Regions from separate parts of the Homo sapiens genome. Here region 1 is linked to region 2. A link is a loop called in an ENCODE intact Hi-C map of the cell type or tissue named here. Cell type or tissue: PC-9. All regions are shown on one strand. Each heading gives the region's core, and the rest is flanking DNA. Links, peaks and the distances in the headings are about the cores only. Region 1 overlaps GIGYF2 (GRB10 interacting GYF protein 2). Region 2 has its middle 11 kb from the start of INPP5D.

What was found. Hi-C counts contacts between places; a loop is a spot of excess contacts. Peaks named below come from ENCODE experiments on the same cell type or tissue, not always from the same donor. Only the 100,000 strongest peaks of a DNase experiment are listed, where the experiment ranks them.
Region 1: it touches region 2 in a loop (11-fold over the local background); 50 of 110 quality-filtered maps call a loop at or near these places.

The regions. Positions count from the first base shown.
Region 1 is chr2:232,850,312-232,855,684 of GRCh38, forward strand. GIGYF2 (GRB10 interacting GYF protein 2) reads left to right here. Exons shown (of 29, transcript NM_001103146.3): 28 at 1-98. Among named protein-coding and RNA genes, the nearest start is that of SNORC, 17 kb to the right of the region's middle. In PC-9, for the core only: a CTCF peak has its summit at 3,049; DNase peaks (open chromatin) are centred at 3,374 and 3,980; H3K27ac peaks cover 2,702 bases.
Region 2 is chr2:233,046,516-233,051,888 of GRCh38, forward strand. No RefSeq gene overlaps it. Among named protein-coding and RNA genes, the nearest start is that of INPP5D, 11 kb to the right of the region's middle. In PC-9, for the core only: a CTCF peak has its summit at 3,269; a DNase peak (open chromatin) is centred at 2,996; H3K27ac peaks cover 1,668 bases.

The sequences.
Region 1 (5,373 bases), core at 200-5,199, 200 kb before region 2:
CAATCAAAGCAACAACCAACAATCCAATTTTGAGGCTGTGCAGAGTGGCAAGAAGAAGAAAAAGCAGAAGATGGTCCGAGCAGATCCCAGTTTATTAGGTGAGCACGGTCCTAGTCTCAGCTGAGTGTTGGAGGAGTGCAGGTGATACCAGTTATCCTGTGTGAGTTTCCATTGAGCATTGTTTTTCAAGAAGGGAAATATTTCTTTTTATCAATAACTAATGTTTTAACTGGTTCAAAATAAGTAGCCAGTATTTACTGGGCGTCTCAGTGCAGGACCTGTGCCTCATGTAATAACAACTTATATTGTATGGTGCTTTAAAGTATTGTTTGGTGCTTTAAAGTATTGTTTGATATTTAATATGAATTTCCCTGGAGGATCCTGAGTAATTTAGTTGGAAAATGATGCTAATAATGAACGATACTAAAAGTATGTTAAAAACTTAAATGCTTATTTGTATTGAAAGCAGACCATTAATCCGATCAGGTGTTCCAAGAAGAGAACCAGTATATGTTCATAATCACTCTATGTATCATATAATTCTCAGAATTACTTTGCATTATGAGGTGACATACCAGTTTCACCAATAATGAGTAGACCAAGGCACAGAGATTGAGAACATTTCCCAGTGTTACATAGCTTTCTGCTATGGGATGCTGGGATTTCAAGGCAGGCCTGTTTTCTTTCCACCCTTCTGTGTTACCCACGGCTATTTTTATCTAGCATTATGGACCATGCAAGGCAGGCTGGGCACGGTGGCTCACTTTGGGAAGCTGAGGTAGGTGGGTCACTTGAGGCCAGGAGTTTGAGACCAGCTGGGGTAACGTAGCGAGACCATATCTCTAAAAAAAATTTTAAAAACAGGCATGGTGGTGCCCACCTATAGTCCCAGCTACTTGGGAGAATGAGGCAGGGGGATTCCTTGACCAGGAGTTGAAGGCTGCAGTGAGCTGTGATCATGCCACTGCACTCTAGCTTCTCTGAAAAGGTGACATCTGAATTTGGGCTTTGAAAGAATGGCAGAAAGGATGGGGAATATTGTTTCAGGAATAACAAACAGTATAGGCTGCCCATGTTTTTTGCAACAGTGATGAAACTAACATTTTTTTTTTCTTTTTCTTTTTCTTTGAGATGGAGTCTCACTCTTGCTCAGGCTGGAGTGCAGTGGCGTGATCTCAGCTCACTGCAACCTCTGCCTCCCGGGTTCAAGCGATTCTCTTGCCTCAGCCTCCTGAGTAGCTGAGACTACAGGCACATGCCGCCACACCTGGCTAATTTTTGTATTTTTAGTAGAGAGGGGTTTTTGCCATGTTGGCCAGGCTGGTCTTGAACTCCTGACTTCAGGTGATCTTCTTGCCTTGGCCTCCCAAAGTGCTGGGATTACAGGTGTGAACCGCCACGCCCGGCCCTAAAATTATTTTCTATTTGTGAATGTAAAATTAGTGGCTATAAAACCATGTTGTCTGCAATAGAATACATTCGCAAGGATGGAAGTTCCGGTTGTTGTCCTGTCAGGAGGGCAGAACAGTGAGGAGGCTGCAGTATAGACTAGGTAAAAGATACCAGTGACTTGGAATAGGGTTTTGGTAGTGGGGATGAAAAGGAGTTAGATGGATTTCAGAAATGTAGGGGATAGAATTAACTGGACAAGAAGAGTGGAAAGGTCTCAGGCTTGGGGACCAGGATGGATGGATGGTGTTGCCATTTGCTGTGAAATGATAAGCAGTGGAACATGGCACAGGCTGAGGGGAATTGAGTGTTGACTGGGTTGAGTTTGAAATGTCTGTGGGACATCATGAAGAGCGTGAGACCCCGCACAGTGAGAGGCAGGTGGTAACCTTACTGTACCCTTGGTAGGATTCTCTCTTTCCCTCAGAGCCTTCCAGCCCTGGTGAAAACAACATGACAGTAAAACCTAACTTTTAGGACTGTCCTTTAGAATTGGTGCCTGAAGCCAGACGCGGTGACTCACGCCTGTAATCCCAGATCTTTGGGAGGCTGAGGCGGGTGGATCGCTTGAGGTCAGGAGTTGGAGACCAGCCTGGCCAACATGGTGAAACCTCGTCTCTAGTAAAAATACAAAATTAGCTGGGCGTGGTGGTGGGTGCCTATAATCCCAGCTACTCGGGAAGCTGAGGCAGGAGAATCACTTGAGCAGCCTAGGAGGCGGAGGTTGCAGTGAGCTGAGATCACGCCACTGCACTCCAGCCTGTGCGACAGAGTGAGACTCCGTCTCAAAAAAATAATAATTTAAAATAATAATGTTTAAAATATTATTTAAAAATAATAATAACAAAGAATTGGTGCCTGAAAGCTGGGTTTGGGAACTTGTAGATCTGGTGCAATTCTGTTTTCCTCTGCTTGTCTCAAAAGTTGATAAGGATGGATGGAGCAGCCTGAAATTTTTTCCAATTTGGATGAAATTGGTGAATAGATTTTAAAACATTCCTTAAATTCTAACTGTGGGTTCTAGCTAAGAAGCTTTGGGACTTGAGGATAGGCTGTTAGGGAAAAGGTTGCTCTGAAAATGAGGTCAGACCGTTTGGACTTAAATATTCCCTTGGATCTCATCTTCTATTTATAGATCTAAGAAAGGAAGGGACTTTAAAAACCTCACTATAAGGGTGTGGGAGATAGGTCATCCTAGGAGTAGAGTTTAAGGAATCCATATACCTTGAAGGGGAAGAAAAACAAACGTTGAACAAAGTATTGAGGATACTCACTGAGGTTATGAAAATTACTGCTCACCTAAACCTCACTCTGGAAATTCCTCTCATAATTGCTCATTTTTGTCCTATACTTATTTCATTTTCATTTATTACTTTTTAATTTACATATTTCATATAATTTGTATACTGAGAAAAAATTAATAACTATCCATTAGCTACACATTCCCCATGCATAAAATGGGAAAATGGGAAGTCTTCGTTGAAAAAGCAGTCACTGATGGAAAGAGAATTTTGCTTCTAAAACAAACCAGCAGAGGGGGCCACAGCCTCATTTTAATTATCAATATTCTCCAGTATCTCCTATCTTCAGTAGGCTTCCTCCACCTCCCGGGTTCAAGTGATTTCCCCTGCCTCAGCCTCCCGAGTGCTGGGACTACAGGTGCGTGCCACCACGCCAGCTACTTTTTGTATTTTAGTAGAGATGGGGTTTCACCATGTTGGCCCGGATGGTCTTGATCTCCTGACCTCGTGATCTGCCCGCCTTGGCCTGCCAAAGTGCTGGGATTATAAGGGTGAGCCACCGTGCCCGGCTGGCTTCCTCTTTTTTTAGAGCTCTTCAGGTGGTCATTGTGAATCAGCAACCTGCACTCAGATGTGATAAACACACAATACAGTTTCTCCCCAGACTTTCCTTGTAAGAACAACCTCACAAATCTTAAAGAACTCATGTGAGTGAGACTATGCTCTGAACCTCACAGAATGTCATCTTTAGAGCCAGGCATAGTGGATTGAATCCGTGTTTGTGTTGCCTTGGGTTTCACAGTACCCAGAACTTTCCCTTACATCAAATGGCTGAATTTGATAAAGAATGGCATTCAGCCAAAGGATGAATGCATACCTTGCTGGTTTTTTAAATGACAGTTAAATGAGAATATGTCTGTTTGCTAAAAGCCTAGACTGATAATTAACATATTAATCAACTTTTTTTGGCCACAGACTTTTCCCTTCCTGTCTTTGCATGAGTAAAATTAATTTAGCTTTTAAATTACACTTCCACTTCTTTTGCATATAGTTCATTATTGCCTTTTATCACATTTTATCTGTTCTTAAGATACACGTGAAGTCAATGAAAAATCTGCCTCAGAATAAAGTAGTATTTTATTTCATAGACTGGCCTTTAGGTTCTTGTACTTGCCTAATTAACTGTTACTTTAAAAACATAAACATTAGGGTCAGGCACGGTGACTCATGACTGTAATCCCAGCACTTTGGGAGGCCAGCGTGGGCGGATTGCTTGAATCCAGGAGTTGGGGACCAGCCTGGGCTACATGCCAAAACCTTGTCTCTACAAAAATTACAAGAATTACTTGGGTGTGGTGGCACCCGCTTATAGTCCCAGCTACTGGGGAGGCTGAGGTGGGAGGATCGCTTCAGCCTGGGAGGTGGAAGTTGCAGTGAGCCAAGATCACACCACTGCACTCCAGCCTGGGCGACAGAGTGAGACCTTGTCTTTAAAAATACATATATATGTATATATATATAAACACTAAGGCTGTCACTATTTTCAAGGGGGAAGAAAAAGACTTGTGGGTTATTGGAACACAGTTGATGGGGTCAAACTCAGGATGGGGTTTGGAATCCTAGCCTCTCCCTATATTTGGTCTTGTAAGCAGTTGGTACCACAGCTTTTTTGGTTAATAAATAGGCATGTTTATTTTTTTGAATCATGATATTTTTGAGTCAGTTAATTAAGGTATTTTATGTAAGGCATTTTTGTTTATTACTGTTACATTTCAAATGTGTATTTATTTGAAAACTTGAACATGAAAAAACAAGAGGCTGCAGAAAACCCAGCTAATATTAACAGAACTGCTTTTAGAATAAGGACATTGCCTGTTTACTTTTTGGTATTCAAATAACTAAAACAGTTTGGGATTTTATTCAAGGTAGAAGAACTGGAACATTTTTGGGGAGTCACTCAGTTTAAAGAGGCATTGTTCATCATTTTTATCAACCTCCAATTATAGAAGTTTTGGAAAAATTACATACATGTGACCATTGGGCATTCGGCATTAGGTTTTCTTTTTTTCTTTTTCTTTCTTTTTTTTTTTTTTTTTTTTTTTTGAGACAAGGTCTCACTCTGTTGCCCAGGCTGGAGTGCAGTGATGTTATCTCAGCTCACTAAAATCTCTGCCTCCTGGGTTCAAGCAATTCTTGTGCCTCAGCTTCCCGAGTAGCTGGGATTACAGGCGTGCAGCGCCACGCCCAGCTAATGTTTTGTATTTTGAGTAGCGACAGGTTTTTGCCATGTTGGCCAGTCTGGTCTCTAACTCCTGGCCTCAAGTAATCCACCCACCTCGGCCTCCAGTGTGCCCAGCCAGCATTAGGTTTTCAGCTGTCAGTTGTGTTTGTGAGTACTGCTTATTGCCTTCAATGGGTATGCTAGTACTGCTTTTTCTAAGCCAAATTCCCTTTTGGTTAATCAAACATTGCTAACTGAAATCTTTTCCTTTGCAGATATATTTACAGTAGATCGAGTTAGAGTACTTTAATCTTCTTGCTCTGTCTACTGTGGGAAAGAGAATATGCGAGGACTCTAAGGATCTTAATAGTGTGTCTTCCATGGAGCCTCTTACCCTGAGTATCAAAAGCTCTGGGCCAGAACTTTCATAAAGTTTTTGACTGGTGGGAAGAAGTATTCCCA
Region 2 (5,373 bases), core at 214-5,213:
GTCCAAGGAGGCTCTAGGTCAGGAGATGTCCAGATAGTGGTTGTTGTCTGAGCCATGTTTCTTCCACATGTGGAGCATTTTCTTTCTTTCTAGATCTTTAAGTGACATTCCAAGTGCAGTCTTATAATATCAGAGCCATTTGGTTTTCAATGACTAACTTCTAATGCACTAACTACTTATGCTTTTTTTCTTCATTATTCCAATCAGAACACATGTATTGAGTATCCGTTATGTGTTATGTACTGTGCTAAGGAAATAAGACAAAAGTGAACGTTGGGTGGGCATAGTGGTTCACGCCTGTAATTGCAACACTTTCAGAGGCTAAGGCAGGAGGATTGCTTGAACCCAAGAGTTTGAGGCCAGCCTAAGCAACATGGTGAGGCACCATCTCTACAAAAAATTAAAAAATTAGTCAGGCATGGTGGCATCTGCCTGTAGTCCTAGCTACTTCGGAGGCTGAACTGGGAAGATCACTTGATCCCCAGAGCAAGGCTGCATTGAGCTGTGATCATACCACTGCACTCTAGCTTGGGTGAAAGAGTGAGACCTTGTCTCAAAAAAAAGAAAAAAAAAAAAAAAGAATGTTTACTGAGAGCTACCTATGTGCCAGGCATTGGTCTAAGCCATTTACAAGTGTTGAATCCTTATTATTGAATCCTTACAACAACCTGTTAAGTCAGGTTACTATTATCACCCTCATTTCACAAAGAAAGAGGCTGAGGCAGAGAAAGATTAAGCCACTTGCCCATGATCTTACAAGCTGGTAAGTGACCAGGCCAGGAGATCAGGCTCTAGAGTCTGTCCTTTTCCCCGTCTGGCCACAGAGAACTGAGGCGAGCTCTGGCTGGGGAGGAGTTAAACCCTGGACAAGAATCTCAGTGCGGGGCAAGAAGACCCAACATAGAGTATAAGCTCCAGGAGGGCAGGGGGTTTTGTTCCCTCCTGCATCTCTGGGGTCCAGGACAGGGTCTGGATTCATGGTAGATTCTTAGTCAATATCTGTTGAATCAATGAATGAGTAGACATATGTAAGGTGCCAATTCAGTAATACTGGAGCCCAGAGTGAGTGTGGGAGAGGGAGGAGGAGACCAGGAAAGGCAAATGAGATGTGGGGCTGGAAGAGCTTGGTGTGACCTGCCACGGAGCTTGCATTTCATCCTAGGGCGGGGGACACCACAGGCGATGTAACCTAAAGAAGTGGCAGGCTCAGATTTGCATTTTAGAAAGAGATACCTGGTAGGCATGCAGGGACAGAGTCAGAGATGCGAGTGGGGTGTCCTGGAGGAGGAGGCGGGAGGAGGATGGGCTAGCAAAGGCCCTCTCGAAATAGTCCAGGCAACAAAGAAGGCTGGGACTGTGGGGCTGCCGCCAAGGGAATGGATTCCAAGGAGCTCCAGAACTCGATGATCCATCAGATGTGGGTGGTGAGAGAGGGGGCAGAGATGAAGATGTTGGTGGTTTCTGGCTTGGGAGAAGCCAGTTTGGTGACAGCAATCTAGATAGGCGATGTGTGTGGAAGAACAGGTTTTCGGTGTAAAGATAGAAAATTCAGATGACAGAGCTTTTAAGTGTCTATAGGGTGTCCTCACAGGCAGCAGGAAGTGTGGATCTGAAGGAGGTCAGGACCGGAAATACAGATTTGGAAGCCACAAGTGAGGAAAATGCTCTGGGAGAGTATGGAGGAGACAAAAGGGATGACCAAGGACAAAAGCCTGGGAAGAAGGGGGCTCAGGGAGGAAGGTGTAGAACTTGGGGGAGCAACAGGAAGGATTTTGAGAGGGAGGGAGAGGCCTGCAGGGTTGCTCACTGTAGAGGGGTCATGATGATGATGGGGTGCTGGGAGAAAGAAGCTGCTGCAAAAGGTTTTGGTGGGAGGGTTGGGGGTGGGGACAAGGCTGCTGTAGGAGGCTGAGTGAGGACAATTTATTCCAAAAGCTCCCCAATTTATTCCAAAATCACCCAGGTGATACCCAGACAAGAAGAAAGGGCAGGGAGCTGTGGCTCTCAGTCTTGGCCACCCAAGGCACTCTTCTGGGGAGGTCCTGGCCCCACCTTAGAGATTTTTATTTAATTGGTCTGGGGTGGGGCCTTTCAGACTTTCAGCCAAGACTGAGAACCTTTGTCAGGGAGGATTTTTTAAGTTTTTATTTTATAACATGGAAAAATCTTAAGCTCGCTTATAGGATGAGGGGAAGGAGTGGGTGGGGAGGAGAGGGAGAAAATCCAGAGGTGTGGGGGTGGCTGTGGGAGCCAATCCCAGCCACAGGAGGGGAGAATCTGGAGGAGCCCCTGGGGACAATGGGATGGAGGCGGGTGTGGACGCATTGGAAAGCAGCCTGGGAGACCCATCTAGCATCTGTGGGCAGAATAGTGAGGGGCTTTAATGTTTGGTGGCTTCTGGAAGTGAGCTAGCCTGAGGAGCGTGGGGAGGTGAGGTAGGGAAGCGGGGTCCACTGGAAAAATGCAGGCTTTGGTGCCGCAGCCAACGGAGAAGGCAGGGGAGAGGCTGGAAGGCTCTGGTCTCCATGCTAGTGGGAAGCCGGGTTTTGTCCTGGGCTGCGCTGCCTGGCAGAGGCATTTCTCTGGCCACACCAGCAGCCCCTTTGGCTGGGTGTGGCGGGAGAAGAAGGAGCTGTGAGGGAGTTGAGGGGCATGGGGAGGACAAAGGTTGTGCAGATGTGTGTGATGGAGAGGAGGGAACAGGAGGTGGTCAGGGCAGGGCTTGGGGCTGGCCAGAGATGAAAGGGGAAGCAATCACAGCCCGAGGGCTGGAGTGTGATTGGGAGGCTAAGGTTTGAGTTGCTGGCACTCCCTGGGCTGCAGCTACAATGGGTAGAGTTGGCAGGAGGTGCTGGATCCAGGTATGGAGTAAGGACTCCTGCCAAGTTCTCAGGGGTGGAATGGAAATAAGAAAAAGTCAGGAAATGGTCAGATTCCAGTCTTGTAAGTACTGTCAAGGATTTCACACTTTGTCCTACAGGCAGTAAGCAGCTGTTGGAATCACTCAGCAGGGGAGTCACGGGATGAACGGGAGGCTTTAGGGTGAACCTGCACAGTTCTTTGCAGTCTGGATTGCAAACTGAAGATCTGGAACTGAAGATTTGGGAGATTAACTAGGTCACAATTGCAATGAGACCAATCACCTCTGGGTGGGGTGGGATGTGCAGTTTGACAGGTTTAACCACCACCCCGGCCCTGGTTCCCTCTCCCACACCTCCAGCAAGTGTGCTTCAAGCCATCTTTTTGTTCTGTTTTGTTTTGTTTTGTTTTGTTGAGATGGAGTCTTGCCGTGTCGCACAAGCTAGAGTGCAGTGGCATGAGCTTAGCTTACTGCAACTTCTGCGTCTTGGGTTCAAGCAATCCTTCTGCCTCAGCCTCCTGAGTAGCTGGGATTGCAGGCAACTGCTACAATGCCCGGCTAATTTTTGTATTTTTAGTAGAGACGGGGTTTCTCCATGTTGGCCAAGCTGGTCTGAAACTCCTGACCTCAAGTGATCGCCCGCCTCAGCCTCCCAAAGTGTTGGGATTACAGGCATGAGCCACTGCACCCAGCTTCATCAAGCCATCTTTGAGTTCACAGTAAAAACCTAGAAGGTAGGATGAGACCCATGCTTCTGTTCCAGAGGGAATTTCCTCTAAATGTCCATGCCACACGCATCTCCAAGGACCCTGAAAATGGTCATCTGACACTTCTGTGTGCTGGGGACCAGCCCCTTGGGCTTAGACCCAGTAATTTCTTTATCTGTGCTAATTCCAATAATGGTCTGTGTAAAAGTAACAGTGGGAGGCCAGGAGGCTTCCAGACAGGAGAGGATGCAGGGGAGAGTATAGGTGAGCAGGCCGGAGGCTCTAGGCCCTATGCATTGCAGAGCCCAGCGCAGAAGTTCCAGCTCATTTAACTTAAGGTGTGTAGCGTATACAGAGGTTTTGGGATCAAGCAGATGTAAGCTAGATTCTCAGGTCTGCCACTAACTTGCAGGCAAATTATTTAACCTCTCTGGTCTCAATTTCCCTGCCAGTAAAATAGACATAATAATAGGATTTCCCTTTGTGGGTTGTCCATGAGGATTGAGCGAGGCAACTCGTGTAGAGAGCATAGCAGTGCTTCCACGTGGTTAGCTGGTAGATAGATATTGGCCATTTTTATTAATTCAACACATGTTTATTGGGTACTGCTATGGACTGGTACTGGGTACTTTAGGGGAGTTATGTCCCGCCCCCTGAAATTCATATACTGAAACCCTGACCCCCAGTGTAACTGTATTTGGAGATTGGGCTTTTAGGAGGTAATTAAAGTTAAATGAGGTCACAAGGATGGAGTCCTAACCTGACAGGGTTGGTGGCCATAGAAAAAAAGGAGGAGAGGAGGGAAGGCCACAGGAGGACAAGGTGAGAAGGCGGCCACCTGCAAGTCAGGACGAGAGCCCTCCTCAGAGCATGACCATGCTGGCACTTTGATCTTGGGCTTCCAGCCTCCAGACTTATGAAAGATAAATGCCTGTTGCTGAAGCCATCCAGTCTATGGTACTTAGTTATGGCAGCCTAAGCTGACAAAGACAGGTGCGTACTGCCTGGCAGCATGAGCCGGATGCTGCTGCAGCGTGCAATGAACAAGACAGATCTGCATTTTCCCAGAGGTGAGAATCTAATGAGAGGAGAAGAGAGGTGCACACAAAATAGTGCAAGTCGTGATAGGAAAAGGCTCTAAGAGAAGAGCAGGCAGGTTGTGCAGGCTAGGGCGGGGGCGGGGCAGAGTGGGGGAGATAAAGGAGTGCTGATATGCCACGGAGTGGCGGAGCATCAGAGAAAGACACCTGCTTCGGGTAGCCTGCAAGGCTGGAATGGTCCAGGGAAGAGGTGATGCTTCCGGGTAGGGGTGGTGGCAGGGATAGTTGCTGGAAGGGCAAGAGTGGGGAGCCATTTCAGAGATGTTTCCCCATAGTTTTAGGAGCTGGCGAGGATGCAGTCAAGAAAACCTGGGGCTTCCTGAGACCCAGTCCGGCCAAGTAGGAGGAGGGGGCAGGAGGAAGACCATGCTGGGAAGCAGATTCTGATGGAAATGAAGCTGGGACCAACCAGGTGGGGTGTTTTTGTTTGTTTGTTTGTTTGTTTTGGCACATTAGTTCAGAGAACTACTGGCTGAAGAAGCAGAGAGGAAGAGGAACAGAACGTGGAGCTGGGAAGAAGCTGCCACGTAATTGCCACGGAAAGAGTGGCTGTTGGCAGGAACTGCATTTAGGAAGCATGGTAGTGGGCCTGCCAAGGGAGGCGGTCATGATTCATGCCTGGGAAGTGCTCGAGGCCAGAACGGAGGTTGGAGGAGGCTCCGGGGCCTGGGGCGTGGTGGCCGTGGTAGACCGGCGGACGCTGGCG